Regions from separate parts of the Homo sapiens genome. Here region 1 is linked to region 2. A link is a contact called in ENCODE Hi-C or POLR2A ChIA-PET data. All regions are on one chromosome and are shown on one strand. The core of a region is the stretch at or near the end of the contact, and the rest is flanking DNA. Distances in the headings are between cores, read along the strand shown.

Region 1 (6,298 bases), core at 2,730-5,229, 570 kb after region 2:
TTGGTGGCGGGCGCCTGTAATCCCAGCTACTTGGGACACTGAAGTAGGAGAATTGCTTGAACTCGGGAGGTGGAGGTTGCAGTGAGCCGAGATCACGGCCACTGCACTCCAGCCTGGGCGACAGAGCAAGGCTCAGCCTCGAGGGGGAAAAAGAAAAATTAGCTGGGCGTGGTGGTGCACACCTGTAATCCCAGCTACTTGGGAAGCTGAGACAGGAGAATTGCTTAAACCCGGGAAGCGGAGGCTGCAGTGAGCTGAGATCACACCATTGCACTCTAGCCTGGGCCACAGAGCAAGACCCTGCCTCAATTAAAAAAAAAAAAAAATCTAAGTTTCAAGTACTGTTGGATACCATGTTTATTTTTCATTTAATGAAATATTTTCAAAATGTAAAAAAAAAAAAAAAAGTCTGTGGAGTGAGTCATATAAACTACAATTTCAATGTCTACCACATGGTCAAAAGCAGTCCTCCAAAACTCCAATGCCTACAGTGAAGCAATCTGAGTGTAAAGAAATGTGGAACCCAGGGTCAGTGGTGGATTGTAAGGCTCACCTAATGGTATTCCAATTCAGCCAAACAAAATATTTGCACAGGGCCAACAGAGCCCCTGAGCCAGTGGCCTACTGGCAACCCCTGTTGAAGGGAAAGGCTTTGGCAAGCAGCAGACCTTAGCAGGAATTCCTGCTTCCTGGCAGTTAACTCCTGCAGCATCCACTTTTAAGAACTCTTGAGGAATAATGGCCGGGCCCTGTGGCTCACGCCTGTAATCTCAGCCCTTTGGGAGGCCAACGCAGAGGATTGCTTCAGTCCAGGAGTTCAAGACCAGCCTGGGCAACAAAGCAAGACCCTCATCTCTAAAAAAAAAAATTTTTTTTTTTTCTGAGACAGAGTTTCGCTCCTGTTGCCCAGGCTGGAGTGCAACGGTGCAATCTCGGCTCCTGGGTTCAAGCGATTATCCTGCCTCAGCCTCCCGAGTAGCTGCGATTACAGGCACCTGCCACCATACCTGGCTAATTTTTTTGTATTTTTAGTAGAGATGGGGTTTCGCCACGTTGGCCAGGCTGGTCTCAAACTCCTGACCTCAGGTGATCTGCCCATCTCAGCCTCCCAAAGTGCTGGGATTACAGACGTGAGCCACCGCGCCCAGCCTTCTAAAAAATTTTTTAAGGATTAACTTGGGCATGGTGGCATGTGCCAGCCACTCAGGAGGCTAAGGCAGGAGGATTGCTTGAGCTCAGGGGTTCAAGGCTGCAGTAAGCCATGACTGTGCCACTGCATTCCAGCCTGGGTGACACAGTGAGATCCTGTCTCTTAAAAAAAAACTGAAAAAAACAAGCTAAGTTAGCCACTAGCATGTGAACCTTTATGTGCCATGCATATTCTCATTTAACCCAATACCAGCTGAAAACCCATGTCATTATTCCTAGACTATGGATATAGAGGTGGCATACGCTTGTTTAAGGTCATTGAGCCAGTGGAGGTCATGTTTTCAAGAAGGCTGGGCAGGCTGGGCATGGTGGCTCACACCCGTAATCCCAACACTTTGGGAAGCTGAGGCAGGAGGATCGCTTGAGGCCAGGAATCGAAGACCAGCCTGAGCAACATGGCAAGACCCCATCTCTACAAAATAAAAAAAAGGAATAAAAAAGGAAGGCCGGGCCCAAACTTCTCTGAATTGGGTGTAACATCATGAAGCCAGGCACTTTCATAATTTCACTTCCATTCCATTTTAAATCAAGTTTTATTTTGGGAGAATACTGGCACAGATGATTCAAGAAGATATATACCCACTAACTGGTTAAGAAGTGGTTTGACTATAATCCCAGCACTTTGGGAGGCTGAGGCAGGTGGATCACGAGGTCAGGAGTTCGAGACCAGCCTGACCAACATGGAGAAACCCCGACTCCACTGAAAACACAAAAATTAGCCAGGCGTGGTGGTGTGCACCTGTAATCCCAGCTACTTCGGAGGCTGAGGCAGGAGAATCACTTGAACCCTGAAAGTGGAGGTTGCAGTGAGCCGAGATCACGCCACCGCATTCCAGCCTGGGTGAAAGAATGAGACTCCATCTCAAACAAACAAACAAAAAAAAGTAGTAGTTAAGGCATGATGGCTCATACTTGTAATCCTAACCTTTGGGACACAAAGGCAGGAGGACTGCTTGAGGGCAGGGGTTTAAGACCAGCCTGGGCAATATGGTGAAACCTCACGTATACAGAAACAAAAACTAAGAAAGTCATCTGGGCATGGTGGTGGGCGCCTGTGGTCCCAGCTACTCAGGAGGCTGAGGATCCCTTAAGCCCAGGAGTTCAAGGCTACAGTGAGTTATAATTGTGCCAGGGCACTCCAGCCTGGACAACAGAGTGAGACCCATCTCTAAAAATAAAAAGTGTTTCTTTTTTTGAGACAGGGTCTCACTCTGTCACCCAGGCTGGAGTGCAATAGCGCGATCTCAGCTCGCTACACACAGCCTCAACCTCTGGGGCTCAAGTGATACTCCCACCTTAGTCTGTTGAGTAGTTGGGACCACAGGCGCACGGCACTACTCCAGGCTAATTTTTGTATTTTTAGTAGACATGGGGTTTTGCCTTGTTGCCCAGGCTGGTCTCAAACTCCTGGCTCAAGAGATTCGTCCGCCACTGCCTCCCAAATTGCTGGGATTACAGGCATAAGCCACAGCACCCAGCCTTCAAAAAAAAAAAAAAAAAGAAAAGAAAAAAAGCGGGGGTTGAACCAAATATCCATCCCTCCCCAAAGACCCAAATCAGAACCGGACTGGCCCAACCAGGTCAGTTAACAAGCCTAAGGAAATAGAAAAATGGCAAAGAGTGCTTTCACAAATCCAGCTGGAAGTGTCCACGCCTGGTGAGGGTTCCTCTGACTCACGCACACCTCACTTGAACAAGTTTTCAGGAATGAACTGATGGCGTTCATGAACAAGGGGCTGGGACCAGTGCTCCCACTGATCCTTGTGCACGGAAGTTGGACAGAGGCATGAACTGCTAAAGCCAGGGCCTCCAACATTAGACACACACTAAAGAACACACCCATGAACACACACAAACACACACGAAAGTGTAGCCAGTTCTCATTAGCAAGACTTCCCTGATGCCCACGGCTCACAGGCACAGATTTACAGGAAAAGACCAACCATGCAGCCTTCACGCTTCCCGGGCCCTGCGCTGCAATGCACGGTTAAAGTTCCTGCCAAAACATGGACTTTCCCAAGGAGCAAGAACCACACAGTCCCAACTGACAGAATGAGTACCCCACGGAAGGCTGGGCTCTCGAACATGAGCCAGCCCAGCCCAGGCCCCGACGGGTGACATCCGTCTCTGGAGGCCGCCATCGAGATGCACAGCTTTGGGGGAAAGGCACTGAGGGACCCCCCACCACAGAAGCGCCCCCGGGGACCGGGCCGGACACCGGAAGTGGAGGCCGAAGTGCCGGTGCCCGAGGGGTGTCCGTTGGCCGCGGGCTGCCCACTTCCTGTGCGACCAAGCTGGAGTCAAGAGCCCGGCCCACCGCTGCTTGAAGAAGGGGACCCCGGAAACGAACCCAAAGCTTGCTGTATTTGGGGATCAAAAGAGAACCCCCACCCCGCCTAGTTTCTAGCCACCAGGGAGCTACGGGGGAATCCACGGTCCATTTTGGCGCCAAACAGCCCGGGCACGCGCGACCGGAAGTGCCACCCTGCCCGCGCCAACTGCCGCTGCGCGCCGCACCACCCCACGCATGCGCGCCCGTCTGTCAGCAGCGGCCACCGGCCACCCCGAGGGGAAGCGACCCCCCACCCAGCGCCCTGCCTGTCCCCCTGAGTCCGTGTTCCCCCCCATGGTACCTACCGCCTGCGGACATCGTCGGGCAGCGAGATGGCCGGGACGGCCAGTGTGGGCACCCGGGCTGGGGCGGTACGCGCCGGCATCTCGGAGGCTTCAGCAGACGCGGCGGCGGCAGCGCAGGCGCCCCGGCTTTTCGCGCGGAAACCGATGGGGAGGGGCGATGAGCGGAGGCGGCGTCTACCACCCCAGTCCGGGCGTGGGGGAGGAGGGGATGTACCAAACGGAGAGAGGCGATACCCTGTGCAGAAGGATGGAACGGAGCCGGCCATGCCCAGGGAACACGCATGCGCAAGGCGGGCACACACCCCCCCCACGCGGAGCAGTGGGCTCGTCCAAGCTCCACGGTTTGCTGGGAGGTGGGCACGGTGCCCGAGGCATTCATTCATTCATTCTTTCAGGTGTGATGGGGATAAAGCAGCGAGAAGCCCCCAAGGGTTTGTGAGAGCCCTTGAGTAAAGTCCTCAGTTCCAATCCAACCTCCATCTATTTGCTGGCTATACGACCTTAGGTGGGTCACTACGGCTCAGCCTCTGTGTCCTCATCTGTAAAACGGGGTAATTGCACCTACTCTAGAAAATCTTGAGTATACACAGAATTTGTAGCTAGTACCAAGAATCTCACAGTGTATAGAGGCCCATGCCACTTCTATACCCAGTGTGTGGGGGGTTTTTTGTTGCCTTTTTTAAGCACCACGTGGCTCACGCCTGTCATCCCAGCACTTTGGGAGGCCAGGGTGGGAGGATCGCTTGAGCCCAGGAGTTTTAGACCAGCCTAGGTAACATAGAGAAACTGCATCTCAAAAAAAAAAAAAAAGAAAGAAAGAAAGAAAGAAAAAAAGAAAAACAAAAATTAGCTAGTCGTTGTGGCATGTGCCCATAGTCCAAACTACTCCAGAGGTTGAGGCAGGAAGATCACTTGAACCGGAGAGGCAGAGGTTGCAGTGAGCCATGATTGTACCACTACATTCCAGCCTGGGAGACAGAGCAAGACCTTGTCTCAAAAAAATAAAAATAAAAAGTAAGAATAAATTAAGAAGCACCATGTCAGGCGCAGTGGCTCACGCCTGTAATCCCAGTGCTTTGAGAGGCCCAGGTGGGAGGATCGCTTGAGGTTAGGAGTTCAAGACCAGCCTGAGCAACATAGGGATACCCCATCTCTACAAAAAATACAAAGATTTGCTGGGCATGGTGACACACACCTGTAATCCTAGCTACTTGGGAGGCTGAGGTGGGAGGATGGCTTGAACCCTGGCAGTGTAGGCTGCAATGAGCCATGATTGGGCCACTGGACTCCTGCCTGGGCGACAGGGTAAGACCCTGCCTCACTCTGTCACCCCGGCTGGCGTGCAGTGGTGAGATCTTGGCTCACTGCAACCTCTGCCTCCCAGGTTCAAGCGATTCTCATGCCTCAGCCTCCCTAGTAGGCTGGGATTACAGGCGTACTCCACCACGCCTGGCTAATTTTTGTATCTTCGGTGGTAGAGACAGGGTTTCACCATGTTGGCCAGGCTAGTCTGGGACTCCTAGCCTCAAGCAGTCCACTTGCCTCAGCCTCCCAAAGTGCTGGGATTATAGGCCTAAGCCACCGTAACCAGCCAGAATTTTTTTTTTTTTTAAAGCACCAGAACATGGGGGAAAGATTGTGTCTTTAACAAATGGTGCTGAGAAAACTGTATAACCACATACAAAAGAATGAAGTTGGACCCTTACCTTACACCATATACAAAAACACAAAACTTATTAAAGATTAAACATAAGACCTGAAACTATAGTGCTCCTAGAAGAAAACATGGGGAAAAGCTTCATGACAATGGATTTGGCAATGATTTCTTGGATATGACAGCAAAACACAGGCAACAAGACAAAAGATAGACAAATGGGTTTGCAACAAACTTAAGGATAGCTATACAGCAAAAGAAATGACCAACAGTGAAAAGGCAACCTACAGAATGGGGAAAAAAAAAGTTTGCAAACTGTATTATCTGGTAAAGGGTTAATATCCGGAATATATGAAAAATTACAGCCAGGCATGGTGGTTCATGCTTGTGATCCCTGCACTTTGGGAGGCCCGGGTAGGCAGATCACTTGAGCCCGGTAGTTTTAGACCAGCCTGAGCAACATGGCAAAACCTCGTCTCTACCAAAAAAAGAAGAAAAAAATTATATAAAAAATAAATTACTACCCGTCAGGCTTGGTGGCTCACGCCTGTAATCCCAGCACTTTGAGAGGCCAAGGCGGGTGGATCACCTGAGGTCAAGAGTTTGAGACCAGCCTGGCCAACATGGTGAAACCCTGTCTCTCCTCAAAATATAAAAATTTGCTGGGCATGGTGGTGTGCCTGTAATCCCAGCTACTCGGAAGGCTGAGGCAGGAGAATCACTTGAACCTGGGATGCGGAGGTTGCAGTGAGCCGAGATTGCACCATTGCGCTCCAGCCTGCGCAACAAGAGAGAAAC
Region 2 (6,356 bases), core at 1,646-4,145:
GTGGTGGTGGGCATCTATAGTCCCAGCTACTCAGGAGGCTGAGGCAGGAGAATGGTGTGAACCCAGGAGGCGGAGCTTGCAGTGAGCCGAGATCGTGCCACTGCACTCTAGCCTGGGTGACAGAGCAAGACTCCGTCTCAAAAAAAAAAAAAGTGACTCTCTATCTGCCCATAGTAGTAACACTCATGAAGCTTATGTAGCATTTCCTAAGGTACACAAACCAGGGCTGAATTCTAAAACAGCATTCTGGCTGGGCACAGTGGCTCATGCCTGTAATCCCAATACTTTGGGAGGCCAAGGCGGGCAAATCACTTGAGGTCAGGAATTTGAGACCAGCCTGGCCAACATTATGAAACCCCATCTCTACTAAAAATAGAAAAATTATGGGAGGCTGAGGCAGAGAATTACTTGAACCCAGGAGACAGAAGTTGCAGTGAGTCGAGACCACAGGCACTGCACTCCAGCCTGGGAGACAGAGTGAGATTCTGTCTCAAAAACAAAAACAAACAAACAAACAAAAATTAGCCAGGTCTGGCAGTATGTGCTTGTGGTCCCAGATACTTGGGAGGCTGAGGCAAGAGAATCACTTGAACCTGGGAGGTGAAGGTTGCAGTGAGCTAAGATTGCACCACTGCACTCCAGCCTGGGTGACGGAACAAGATTCTGTCTCAAAAATAAATAAATAAATAAATAAATAATAAAACAGCATTCTGTTCTGTGGTTCACTTCAATTCCTCCTAAAAGAACCAGCTGCATGCCTGCTCAGGCTCAGCTCACTGGACGCTTGTGTTGTGGAGGGTGACCTAAAGCAGAATCTCTGAAAAAGAGCATCAACAAAGACTTACCACGGGACAAATAAATGGCTGCCATTCTCTGAAGCTGATGGTGTGATGATGTGCATCCCTTCCTTGATGCCAAGATCACCTCAGGCCAGCTTATGAATCTAGGTGGATAGAGGCAATCTCCATTCCTCTTTGTACAGGGTTATTTGCGGTCCTGTTCATATCAATCATCAAACAACAAGCATGAAACATCAGTCATCAAACATTATGCCTGAGCTTTGTCTCTGCAGGTGACAGATGTGAAGGCCACCAAAAATTGCCCACTCAGTACCGTCACTCAGTAACAAAAGTATTAATAACAGTAACTGACATTTACTGAGGACTGATATGTCAGAAGTAGCTCTAGTAGCTTTATATATACATGCTCAGTTAATTATCATAGCCATCCTTCCCAGTAGCTATCATTACCTCTATCTATCTATATCTATCTATATTTATCTATCTATATCTATCTATCTATATATCTATCTATATCTATCTATCTATATCTATCCTATCTATCTATCTATCTATCTATCGAGACAGGGTCTCACTCTGTTGCCCAGGTTGAAATCCAATGGCACTAACACAACTCTCTGTAGCCTAGACTTCCCGGGCTCAAGTGATCCTCCCACTTCAGCCTCCTGAATAGCTGGGACCATAGGTGCGTATCATCACTCATTATTATTATTATTATTTTGAGACAGAGTCTCACTCTGTTGCCCAGGCTGGAATGCAGTGGCATGATCTCAACTCATTGCAACCTCTGCCTCCCAGGTGCAAGCGATTATCAGGCCTCAGCCTCCCGAGTAGCTGGGATTTCAGGTATGCACTACCATGCCTGGCTAATTTTTGCATTTTTAGTAGAGACGCAGTTTCGCCATATTGGCCAGGCTGGTCTTGAACTCCTGGCCTTAAGTGATTCTCCCACTTCAGCCCCCCAACTAGCTGGGACTACAGGTGCACACCACTGGGTCCGGCTAATTTTTTGTAGTTTTAGTAGAGACAAGTTTTCACCAGATTGCCTAGGCTAGTCTCAAACTCCTGGGCTCAAACAATCCTCCTGACTTGGCCTCCCAAAGTGCTGGGATAATAAGCATAAGCCACGATGCCTGGCCCATTACTTCTATTTAATACTGAAAAAAACCTACACTCAAACAACCCTAGTAGTCGGTCTGATACTTGTCCCTAGAGCCTGATCTCCTGTATATGGTGTTACCCCCCCGCCATATGACCAGAAGACAGTGCAGACCTGCACAGAACAATTCAGTAGTCACCAGCCACGTGTGTTATTGATAACTTCATTACGTACCTAAGATGACTTAAGAACAAAATCTAAAATTTTCAAAAGTCGGCCGGGTGCAGTGGCTCACACCTATAATCCCAGCACTTTGGGGGACCGAGGCAGACAGATCACCTAAGGTCAGGAGTTCAAGACCAGCCTGGCCAACATGGCAAAACCATCTCTACTAAAGATAGAAAAAGTAGCCGGGCGTGGTGGCACTTGCCTGTAATCCCAGGTACTCGGAAGGCTGAGGCAGGAGAACTGCTTGACCCTGGAGGCAGAGGTTGCAGAGGTTGCAGTGAGCCGAGAGAGCGCGCAGCCTCTCCGAACTGGACGCACAGGGAGGACTGATAGTCCCTGGAGAAGCGAGTGAAGTGAAGCGGATCTGAGAGGCTCCTAGGCGACAGCGCGCAATCATTCCTTTGCCGCCCCCTGCTATCCCCGGGACCGCCAAGGAGGTGGAACTCACCACAGCCTGGGCAGACTCCACCACCATAAAGGCGAAACCGCACTGACGGAGAGGAGCCAGCGCCGGAAAAGATGGCGGTGGTGCGCTGACGTCACTTCCGCTTCAACACTCTGGCCGGGCGAGGCTCGTGGGCTCCAGTTTCAGCCACGTAGGACCGGGTAGAACACAGAAATTCTAGTTTCCTCTCGGGTGGGTGCAGAAAGGGCCTGGGGTTGGCTCAGGGAGGGGGATGCAGAACTAGGTCCAGAGAAAAAGGTGAGGTTAGAACCGGGCCTCCAGACGGAACTGTGGGCGAGGGGAGGGGCTCGTACTCGGGGGGTGATTTAGAGGAGGGACCCGGCCTAGCCGGTGGTTCAGGTGGCCGGTCGGGCTGGAAGGGCGGGGATGAGGGATGGGACGCATCCCCGGGGGATGCTCCTCCAAAGCTTTTATCGGGCGAGCGCAGTGGCTCACGCCTGTAATTCCTGCACTTTGGGAGGCTAAGGTAGGTAAATAGCTTGAGTCTGCTGGGAATGGGTGCTCGCTTGGTGTCACAAAATCAACACTGAGACAAAGGATCTCAGCAAGGCTAGTTTTACTTTCTGCAGAATGGGTGCCACTGGCTGGCAGTCTTGCCACCAGAGCACACATTAACAAAGGAGACAGGGTTTTTTTAAACTTGAAGTGTCCATCCTTCTGCTGTGTCCAGCTTCCATTGGCTGGAACGGGACCTCACCTTCCTGTACTTCACTGGATTGGCTAGCAACTTAGAACTTCCCAAAAGAGGCAATGGCAGAGGAGAACAAAGGAAGAGAGGAAGTAACTTGTGGACTGTTGAGAGAGGCAAAAACACTTCTAAATAGGGAAAGGAATAGGCCATGACCTAATAGTTGCTTGGACCAGTTCAGGCATGCCAGGGCAAATATCTAGGCTAAAATGTGGGAGCTAAAAACAGAGTCTATTGATTTCTTTATTACGGCTGGCAGAATTTAACAATATTACCACAGGTCTTTGAGAAAATTTGGCTTCTAAGAGGGATTACTATTTATTTCAATCAGACTGGGAGGAAAGTCCCTTTGAAGAGGAACCTGTATTTATTTCATTTTCTACAAGTCCAAGAGTTTGAGACCAGCCTGGGCAAAGTAGCAAGACCCTGTCTCTCTCTCTCTCTCTCTCTCTATATATATATATATAAACATATATGTATAAATACATATAAATATATAAATATATAAAAAATATATAAATATACATGTTCAAAATGCTTGTTCCCTGGTGCCATAAAGAAATTAGCACTTGAACATAAATTTAATTTACTCAGCAAGGCCATTTTTACTTCCTGCAGAAACGGTATACTCACCAGCAGTTTTGCCACGAGAGTACACCAAACAAAGGAGATAGGGTCATTTATAACCTGATGCTTCCAACCTACTGCTGTGTCCAGTTTCCACTGGCTGGAATGGGACCTCACGTTCTGGCTAGCAACTTATAACTTTTTAAAAGAGGCAAGGGTAGAGGAGAACAAAGGAAGGAGGAAGTAACTTGTGGAATGCTGAGAAGGGTCAAAACATCTTCAAATAAGGAAAAAGAACAGGCTATGCCCTAATGCTTGCCTGGACCAGTACAAGCATGCCAGGGCAAATATGTAGACTAAACTGTGGGAGCTAAGAATATAAAGTACATTGATTTCTTTATCACGGCTCACAGATACTTGAGAATGTTAGCACAGGTCTTTGAATAAATTTTGCTTCTAAGAGAAGTTACTATTTATTCCTAATTAAATGTGAAGGAACGTCTTTGAAGAGGAACCTCTGCTTTACTTTTTAGATATAAATATAAAGCTTGTTTGTATGCCTCTCCTCATGTTCCTAGAGCCTTTCCATGATTCTTCCATATTGATAAAGCTGCCAATGAATGGCATGGTCTATCCCTTCCATTCAGTCAGAGTTTCTGTAGGCCTTTTTTTCTTCATTCTTTATTTTTTAGAACCTGCTGATTCCATTGGGTTTTCTTTTTCTTTCTTGCTTGCTTGCTTGCTTGCGACAGATCTCACTGGATCAGACCAGGCTGGAGTGCAGTGGTGTGATCTCAGCTCACCGCAACCTCCACCTCCCAGGTTCAAGCAATTCTCCTGCCTCAGCCTCTGGAGTAGCTGGGATTACAGGCGCCTGCCACCACGCCCAGCTAATTTTTGTATTTTTAGTAGAGAACGATTTCACCAGGTTGGCCAGGCTGATCTCGAACTCCTGGCCTAAAATATCTGCCAGGCCAAGATGGTAGGATCGTTTAAGGCCAGGAGTTTAAGACAAGCCTGGGCTACACAGCAAAACCCCATCTCTCTATATATATATAAAAAAAATTTAAATTAAAAAATGTTTTGTTTTGTTTTGTTTTTTTGAGACATAGTTTCGCTCTGCCACCCAGACTGGAGTGCAGTGGTGCGATCTTCACTCACTGCAAACTCTGCCTCCTGGGTTCAAGCCATTCTTCTGCCTCAGCCTCCTGAGTAGTTGGGACTACAGGCATGTGCCACTGCGCCCAACTAATTTTTGCATTTTTAATACAGACATGGTTTCATCATATTGACCCAGCTGGTCTCAAAGTCCTGACCTCGTGATCCATCCACCTGGTCCTCCCAAAGAGCTGGGATTACAGGCATGAGCCACTGCCCCAGCCAAAAATATGTATTTCTGTTGTTATTTTTCTGATCTTACCACATGGGCCAGGAACACATTTCCTACGTTGTAAAATAGCACTGATACCAGACATTCTCCCCAAGATTATTCAGAAATGTAACATACTCCCAATAAAAATACCAAAAGTTTTTTTCTGGAGTTAAGTACATTGATACTGAAGTTTATGTGGAGGAACAAACATCTGATAATAACCAAGAAAACAAAAACAAAAGCAATGATGAGCAGCAGATATTAAAACATACTATTGACAGTTTTCATGCAAGGCAAAGAATTACATTATTTTAAAATAAAAATAAAGTCCGGGCACAGTGGCTCACGCCTGTAATCCCAGCAATTTGGGAGGCCGAGGCAGGCAAATTACCTGAAGTCGGGGGTTTGATACCAGCCTGGCTAACATGGTGAAACCCTGTCTCTACTAGAAGTACAAAAATTAGCAAGCGTGGTGGCACATGCTTGTAATCCCAGCTACTTGGGAGGCTGAGGCAGGAGAGTTGCTTGAGCCTGGGAGATGAAGGTTGCAGTGAGCCGAGATTGTGCCACTGAATTGCAGCCTGGCTGACAGAGTGAGACTCTGTCTAAAAAATTAATTAATTAATTAATTTAAAAAACATACTATAAAGCCTCTATAATTAAAACTATGTGGTACTAGCACGTGAAACAGAAACTAATAAAATATCAAAAAATAGACCCATGAACATGTAGAAATTTGGTTCATAAATGTATTTTGCCAGATGCGGTGGCTCATGCCTGTATCCTAGCAATTTGGGAGACTGAGGCAGGAGGATCACTTGAGGTCAGGAGTTCAAAACCAGCCTGCCCAACATGGTGAAACCCCATCTCTATTAAAAATACAAAAACATAGCCGGGTTCGGTGGCTCATGCCTGTAATCCCAGAACTTTGGGAAGCCGAGGCAGCCGGATCATGAGGTCAGGAGTTCGAGACTAGTCTGACCAACATGGTGAAATCCCATCTCTACTAAAAATACAAAAATTAGCTGGGTGTGGTGATGCATGCCTGTAATCTCAGCTACTCAGGAGGCTGAGGCAGGAGAATTGCTTGAACCCAGAAGGCGGAGGTTGCAGTAAGCTGAGATCGCACCACTGCA

Evidence for each region. Hi-C counts contacts between places; a loop is a spot of excess contacts on that map. ChIA-PET counts read pairs that join two places held with the same protein, here RNA polymerase II (POLR2A). Pooled maps may share reads with other maps.
Region 1: a pooled map shows a loop between it and region 2 (4-fold over the local background). The contact joins the promoter of DNMT1 here to the promoter of ZNF561-AS1 in region 2. A Hi-C loop is called at or near these places in 3 of 50 pooled maps. POLR2A ChIA-PET finds 5 or more read pairs at or near these places in 2 of 52 experiments (activated CD8-positive, alpha-beta memory T cell and activated T-cell).

Annotation. Positions count from the first base shown.
Region 1 is chr19:10,190,974-10,197,271 of GRCh38, forward strand. DNMT1 (DNA methyltransferase 1) reads right to left here and starts at 3,980. Exons shown (of 41, transcript NM_001130823.3): 1 at 3,847-3,980. The coding sequence starts at 3,926. RefSeq lists a silencer at 3,684-3,923 and an enhancer at 4,184-4,413.
Region 2 is chr19:9,618,587-9,624,942 of GRCh38, forward strand. ZNF561-AS1 (ZNF561 antisense RNA 1) reads left to right here and starts at 2,896. Exons shown (of 4, transcript NR_122038.1): 1 at 2,896-3,059. It overlaps ZNF561 (zinc finger protein 561), which reads right to left and starts at 2,646. Exons shown (of 6, transcript NM_152289.3): 1 at 2,576-2,646; 2 at 846-996. The coding sequence starts at 870. RefSeq lists enhancers at 1,825-2,407, 2,556-2,975.